Regions from separate parts of the Homo sapiens genome. Here region 2 is linked to region 1. The links are chromatin contacts, found by Hi-C or POLR2A ChIA-PET in ENCODE. All regions are on one chromosome and are shown on one strand. Each heading gives the region's core, a stretch centred on a gene start or an enhancer-like site at or near the end of the contact. The rest is flanking DNA. Distances are from core to core; before and after follow the strand shown. Region 1 holds the start of GCN1 (GCN1 activator of EIF2AK4). Region 2 holds the start of PRKAB1-AS1 (PRKAB1, TMEM233 and CCDC60 antisense RNA 1).

Region 1 (3,227 bases), core at 686-3,185:
GCTGTTGCCCAGGCTGGAGTGTGGTGGTGTAATCATAACTCACTGCACCCTTGAACTCCTGGGATCAAGGGATCCTCGTATCTCAGCCTCCCAAGTAGCTGGGACTACAGGCACACACCATGACACTCAGCTACTAATTTTTAAATTTTTTTTTTGTAGAGATATTGCACAAGCTGGTCTCAAATTCCTGGCCTCAAGGAATCCTGCCTCAGCCTCCCAAAGTGCTAGGATTACAGGCTTGAGCCACCATGTGCCTGGCCCTTAATTTTGAGGTTTATAGTGCCATATGCTAGAAACGAAAGCCATGGTAAAACCAGAGCTTTGTATTTAGGTGTTGATGTTTGGGTATCTAAATGAAGCTACCAATCAAACATCCTATACAGTTTTCTAGACACAGTTGTAACTATTACACTAGAATTACTGTTTCTATGGCTGCTGCATACTTGGAGTAGGTTTAGTGTCAGCTGAGATAGGCACCTGGTGGATGCTGGGGCCAGTCCCCTAGAGTAAAGTTTTTCAAACTGGGTGGTGCTCCAACTCGGTGGTAACCAATTTATATTTTCGAGATAGTCTCAAATATATTTGAGACTGGGGTGCAGTGGCTTGGACTTGGCTCACTGCAACCTCCGCCTCCTGGGTTCAAGTGATTCTCCTGCCTCAGCCTCCCAAGTAGCTGCAATTACCGGAGGCTGCCACCACACCGGGCTAATTTTTTTGTTGTTGAGACAGTCTCGTCCTGTCACCCAGACTGGAGTGCAATGGTATGGTCTCAGCTCACTGCAACCTCTGCCTCTCGGGTTCAAGCGGTTCTCCCACCTCAGCCTCCCCAGTAGCTGGGACTACAGGCATGTGCCACCACTCGGCTAATTTTTGTACTTTTAGTAGAGACGGGGTTTCACTATGTTGGCCAGGCTGGTCTGGAACTCCTGACCTTGTGATCTGCCCGCCCTGTCCTCCCGAAGCGCTGGAATTATACAAGGGTGAGCCACCGCACCCGGCCTTTTTTTTTTTTTTTTTTTTTTTTGGTATTTTTAGTAGAGACAAGGTTTTGTCATGTTGACCAGGCTGGTCTGGAAATCCTAACATCAGGTTGATCTACCCACCTCAGCCTCCCAAAGTGCTGGGATTACAGGCGTGAGCCACCATGCCTGGCCCCAGTATTTAAAGAGAAAGCAGCATCTGCTGAGAATAGGTGTTTTTGTTGTGATTCCTGTATTTCACTTAGAGATCTGTCTGCTGGAACATGATATATTCATTCTAACTAGGTCTGTGTCAAAGGTTTGAAAGCCACTGCTAACAGGGCTGACAACTAAGCTGTGGAGACCCTGTTCCCTAAATTGCAGCCACGTCTGCACGTAGCCTCTTGCCCTGTGGCCTTCAAAACTCCCAGCCTGGGGCGTCCAGCATTTCCCCAGGGCAGGGGCCTCGTTCAGTTCTGAACCTTCCCTGACCTCCGTATCCAGCCACGTTTGCTAACCCTGTACAAGTCATCCGCCAACTGAACTACAAACTGAGGACAAAAGACTAGTTCACCGACTCTTTTACCTAGTTTTTAGTTCCTGCTATCTAGGAAGCAACACTTGTTTTTCTAAAGAACTTAGTCATCACTCAGGAAAGGCCCACGTAGGGCTGGCCCTGCGGGCTGGAAGTGGGTCAGGGGCTGCAAGGCGGGCCCATAGCGTTACACCGCGGGCTCACCACGTTACAAGCGCTAGTCTCCCACGAGGCGCCCGGGGCTGAAGAGCGGGCCCTGGGGAGGAGGCCTTGTGGCTCGGGCGCGGGCCAACTTTAAGCCCGTGATCCGGCTGCCCGGGCTGCAGCGGCCGCCGTCCTGCCCGGGGGCACCAAGCCCGGGGCCCTGCCCCCGCTGGCTCCCGGCCTCGCCCTGCCGCGTGGGCCACGCTGTGACCCGGAAGCGTTCCGGAAGCGGTTCCGGAGTCAGCCCCGGCAGGATGGCGGCGGACACGCAGGTGAGGCGGGCGGCTGCGGGGCCAACGCGGCCAGGGACTGGGTGCGGACGGTGGCCGTCGGGCGGGGCCCCTCTCGCTCCTCGGCTTAGGGGCGTTGGAGGTGGTGGCTGTGGAGGTCGTAGTCTCGGGGCCGTCTCAGGCTGGACTCTCAGGGCTGCGGGCTTGGCCCGGCCCGGGCGGCGCAGGCAGACCGCGGGCTCGAGGAGTCCGGGGCTCCCGCCTCGACTTCAGCAGCTGGAGCTCGGCGGGGCCTTTGCCCGACCCCAGAGTTGCAGAAGTTCACTTTACCGAGCCTCTACTTCTTTTCTCCAAAGCCCTCCGGCTGTGAGCCCCGGGCCAACGCCAAGTCTTCCTTAAACTTTGTATTCAGCAAATATTCTTTGAGCACCTACTATGAGCAGGGACTTTGAGTGTAGTCTTTGGATTCATACAGATCTGGGCTTGAGTTCCTGCTCGTCGATTTCTGTGACATGCCAAACAAGTGACTTAACCCCGCCAAGTCTGCCTTTTCATCTATAAAATGAAGTTAAAACAATACTTATCTTAAAAGGTTGTTGTGAAGGTTCAGTGAGATAAAATACGGCTTGATATATGTTGGTTGTTATCAGATCCAGGGTTAGTGAAAAGAACTGTCCTGTCCAGGAAGAGTGTTACCTATGGGTACCTTGTAGTTCAGGAAGGACCTGGGAAAACCTTTTCCTCCACCCAGTTGTTATGTTTTAAGGTGAAAAGACATTGTCATGAGGCAGGGGAAGAACAGGTGTCTAAGGACAGCTGGGCTGATTTGGTGTCTCCAGGGTGATGGGATTGATTTTTATGTGTAGGCCCAGAAAATGACCACTTAAGCATTCAAAAAGACATTTACTGAGACTCCTATGCAGGTGGCTGATGTTCAAGTTATGTTGTACTGAATACTAGAAAGAAAAGCTTAGTATGAGAGGGTTAGGGGAATACATGCTGAATGTTTAACATTGATACTCACTTGAGGGAAAAATCTCTAGAGCTGCAATGTCCAGTATGGCAGCCACATGGCTTAAGTTTGTTAAAATTAAATTAAATAAAAAAATTCATTGTTTGGCTGGGCGTGGTGGCTCACCCTGTAATCCCAGCACTTTGGGAGGCCAAGGCGGGTGGATCAGTTGAGGTCAGGAGTTTGAGACTAGTCTGACCAACGTGGCAAAACCCCGTCTCTACTAAAAATGCAAAAAATTAACCGGGTATGGTGGCATGTCTGTAATTCCAGCTACTCAGGAGGCT
Region 2 (3,385 bases), core at 396-2,895, 530 kb after region 1:
GAAACCCCACCTCTACCAAAAATACACAAAATTAGCCAGGCATGGTGGCACACGCCTGTAGTCCCAGCTACTCGGGAGGCTGAGGCAGGATGGTTTGAGTCCGGGAGACGAAGGTTGCAGTGCCCCGAGATTGTGCTACTGCCCTCCAGCCTGGGCAACAGAGTGAGACTCCATCTCAAAGAAGGAAAAAAAAAAAATAAGTAGGGTGGGTTCAGTGGCTCACGCCTGTAATCCCAGCACTTTGGGAGGCCGAGGCAGGCGGATCTCCTGAGGTCAGGAGATGGAGACCATCCTGGCTAACACGGTGAAACCCCGTCTCTACTAAAAATATAAAAAATTAGCCGGGCGTGGTGGCGGGTGCCTGTCGTCCCAGCTACTCGGGAGGCTGAGGCAGGAGAATGGCGTGAACCTAGGAGGCGGAGCTTGCAGTGAGCCGAGATCGCGCCACTGCACTCCAGCCTGGGCGACAGAGCGAGACTCGGTCTCAAAAAAAAAAAAAAGTAGGCTGAACCGGCCAGCACCGTAGCTCACGCCTGCGATCCCAGCACTTTGGGAGGCCAAGGCATAAAGATTGCTTGAACCCGGGAGTTCGAGACCAGCCTGGAGAACATTGTGAGACCACCGTCTTTTTTATTTTTATTTATATTTTTTTTTTGAGACGAAGTCTAGCTCTGTCGCCCAGGCTGGAGTGCAGTGGCGCGACCTCGGCTCACTGCAAGCTGCGCCTCCCGGGTTCACGCCATTCTCCTGCCTCAGCCTCCCGAGTAGCTGGGACCACAGGCGCCCGCCACCACGCCCGGCTAATTAGTGAGACCACCGTCTTTTAAAAAATAAGTAGGGTGAATCAAAAGTGTTGGGCAGAACTAAACACCTCTGGCAACTGCCGTCAGCTGTTCCGCTCTACTTTCAGCTTGTATATGTACCTGGTTTGCCTCCAAAATGGATAAATTCCCAAACTAACTTTTACAAAAGCTCCAGTTTGTGTAAAGGTGAGGGAATTTGTCTCAAAGCAGTGCAATTAATTACACCTAAGAGAAAAGCAGAAGCTGGGGCTCAATTACTGTTAGCTCGACTCTGAATTAATTAAGAATTTGAAACTCTGTCCCAGAGCTGCTTTCTCCTTAATGATGTTAAACCAAGTGAGCACCTCCTCCCTCAGGGTGACTTTCTCATATTGGTAATTAGACACAGGTTCTTGGACCGCTAAGAGAACTCTTACAGGACCATCTGGCTTTTAAGTGCACCGGGTAATGTACCACCTCCCTCTCCGTTCTGGTGTTTTTCGAAAGGATGTGACGGGAATCTAGTGGAGGGTTCCTCTCCTCAACATTAGTCAAGGGGAATCGGGTTCCTCCACACCGCTCGCACCTTGATTTCCTCGGAGTGGAAGAGGTCGGCGTCTTCGGGGCTGTCCATCAGGATCTTGGGCCTGTCCCCGTCCTTGGTGCCCCCCGAGCTGTCCCTCCGGGGCGTCTTATGGCCACCATGCCGCTCCAGCGCGGCGCGCTCACTGCTGGTATTGCCCATGATGGGGGTCTGCGGGGACACAGGGAAGGCGGACGGCGCCTCACTGCAGGAAAGGGACCCTGAGCAAGGGACTCCCGGAACCGCGGGTCCCAAGGAGCCTGCGGAAGGAGTCGGAGCACCAGGACACCACGCCCCTCGGGCCGGGAGCCGGTTCCGGCTGAGTCGGCAGGGTTGCCGAGCTCTCGCAATCGCGCTTTACCTGCCCAGGCAAGCCGCGGCAAGAACGCAAGGGGCGCGAAGATAAACCGACACTTTCCCAACCGCTTCACCACCCCTCAGCGACTTCCGCTTCCGGCGACTCCGTAAGTCGGCCCGGCCTAGGGCGTGGAGGTGGCGGCGGCCAGCTAAACGCGCGAGGCTATCTCGATTCCATTTCCGCTTCCGGTCTTGAGCGGTGCGGTAACAGGTGCCCCGGGCCGTCTCTGCAGGCCTCGGAGCGCGCAGTCGCAGTCAGCAGCCGGCCGCCCAGGGCCAGGCCCAGGACGAGGCGCTGCCGAGGGCCGGCAGGGGGCACCCCAGCGCGCGGGCAATCTGAGCCGTTCATGCGCTGGGCTGAATAATGCCATTTAGCTATCTTTGCTCACTTATAGTTGATTCTACACTCTGCAGCCAGAGGGATCTTTCTAAAATGCAAATCTGATTCAGAAACTCCACTTCTTAAAGCCCTTTTAATGCACGTGTTCTCACGCTTTACAGTGCATTAGGTTAACCTGGAGCGCTTGTTAAATGCATCCCCCACTGCAGACCTGCAGAATCATGATTTCTACAGATTAGGGTCGGGGGTGCAGGCAGTCTTGCAGGTATTTGAAAAAATGGCAGACCATAAGATCTCTGGAAATTTCTTATGTCTAGTAGGTTGGGGGTTGTAAAATGCTGGAGTTATTCGTGTATTTTTATTGAGTGTGCAATCTTTTGATAGGTAATTTTGCAAGATATCTTGTAATCACTTCGGAAACATCCTTCTGCATAAGATGCATTAGCGTTTGTCATTTACTCTGGTCAGTGCTTCAACAAGAAGTGCATACAAATACGGTAGTAAAATATTCTCATCTTCTCATTGTCAGTCATTGTCATATTTTGTGGGTTTTTTGGTGTGTGAATATCTCAAAATACTTTGCATTTGCCGGGTCAGGTCATGCATTTCACCCACTGAACATTTATTTAGTACCTAAAAAAGTACCAGACATTGTGCTAAGGAAATGAGGAACACAAGATGACTAAGATAAGGTTTCCTGGGGGGAATTCAGCAGTATGCATCAAAATTTAAAAATGCACCTTCATTTTGACACACAATTTTACTCCTAGGAAACTTGTGCAGAAATACACACATGAAAATTATTTACAAGCATTATCTACAAAATATTTACATGCAAAAATATATTCTAAGATGCACTTGTCACCCCCCATGCCCCCATATATTTTAATTTCTGAAACTGGATGCTTTTTACAATAATGGAATCTTACACTTGGTGAAATAAGGAAATGAAAAACTACAAAATCCTAAAAGTTGTTCAGTAGGAGAATGGCAAAATGAATGGAATACATTCATTTTGTAGAATACCAAGCAACTTTTAAAAAGGGAGAAACCATTTTTAGGTCACTATGGGGAAGTGTCTATGATATTGCAAGGTCCGGAAGCAAGTGAGAGAACAAGTTCAAGGGCAGGAGCTCTGAATTCAGCCTGGCCATGTTCAGATTCTGGCTTTACCATTTAGTAACTGTCACCTTAGTCTCTTCTTTTGTGAAATGGGAACAAAAATAACACCTACTTCATAGGCTTGTTTTGTGAATTAATTGGGAACGTGCATAAAAATGCTGAGCATAGCACTTGACTCTTAGTAAACACTCAATAACTGTT

The links. A loop is a pair of places that touch in the nucleus more often than their neighbours do. ChIA-PET counts read pairs that join two places held with the same protein, here RNA polymerase II (POLR2A). Pooled maps may share reads with other maps.
Region 2: a loop to region 1 is called in a pooled map, with 8 times the contacts of the local background. The contact joins the promoter of PRKAB1-AS1 here to the promoter of GCN1 in region 1. A Hi-C loop is called at or near these places in 4 of 37 single-sample maps with no recorded cell type and 14 of 50 pooled maps. POLR2A ChIA-PET finds 5 or more read pairs at or near these places in 6 of 52 experiments (A549, CD4-positive, alpha-beta T cell, activated T-cell and 3 more).

What each region holds. Positions count from the first base shown.
Region 1 is chr12:120,193,423-120,196,649 of GRCh38, reverse strand. GCN1 (GCN1 activator of EIF2AK4) reads left to right here and starts at 1,935. Exons shown (of 58, transcript NM_006836.2): 1 at 1,935-1,970. The coding sequence starts at 1,953. RefSeq lists a silencer at 1,638-2,227.
Region 2 is chr12:119,666,387-119,669,771 of GRCh38, reverse strand. PRKAB1-AS1 (PRKAB1, TMEM233 and CCDC60 antisense RNA 1) reads left to right here and starts at 1,645. Exons shown (of 3, transcript NR_188494.1): 1 at 1,645-1,829. It overlaps PRKAB1 (protein kinase AMP-activated non-catalytic subunit beta 1), which reads right to left and starts at 1,639. Exons shown (of 7, transcript NM_006253.5): 1 at 1,369-1,639. The coding sequence starts at 1,527. RefSeq lists enhancers at 309-944, 1,383-1,792 and a silencer at 1,893-2,162.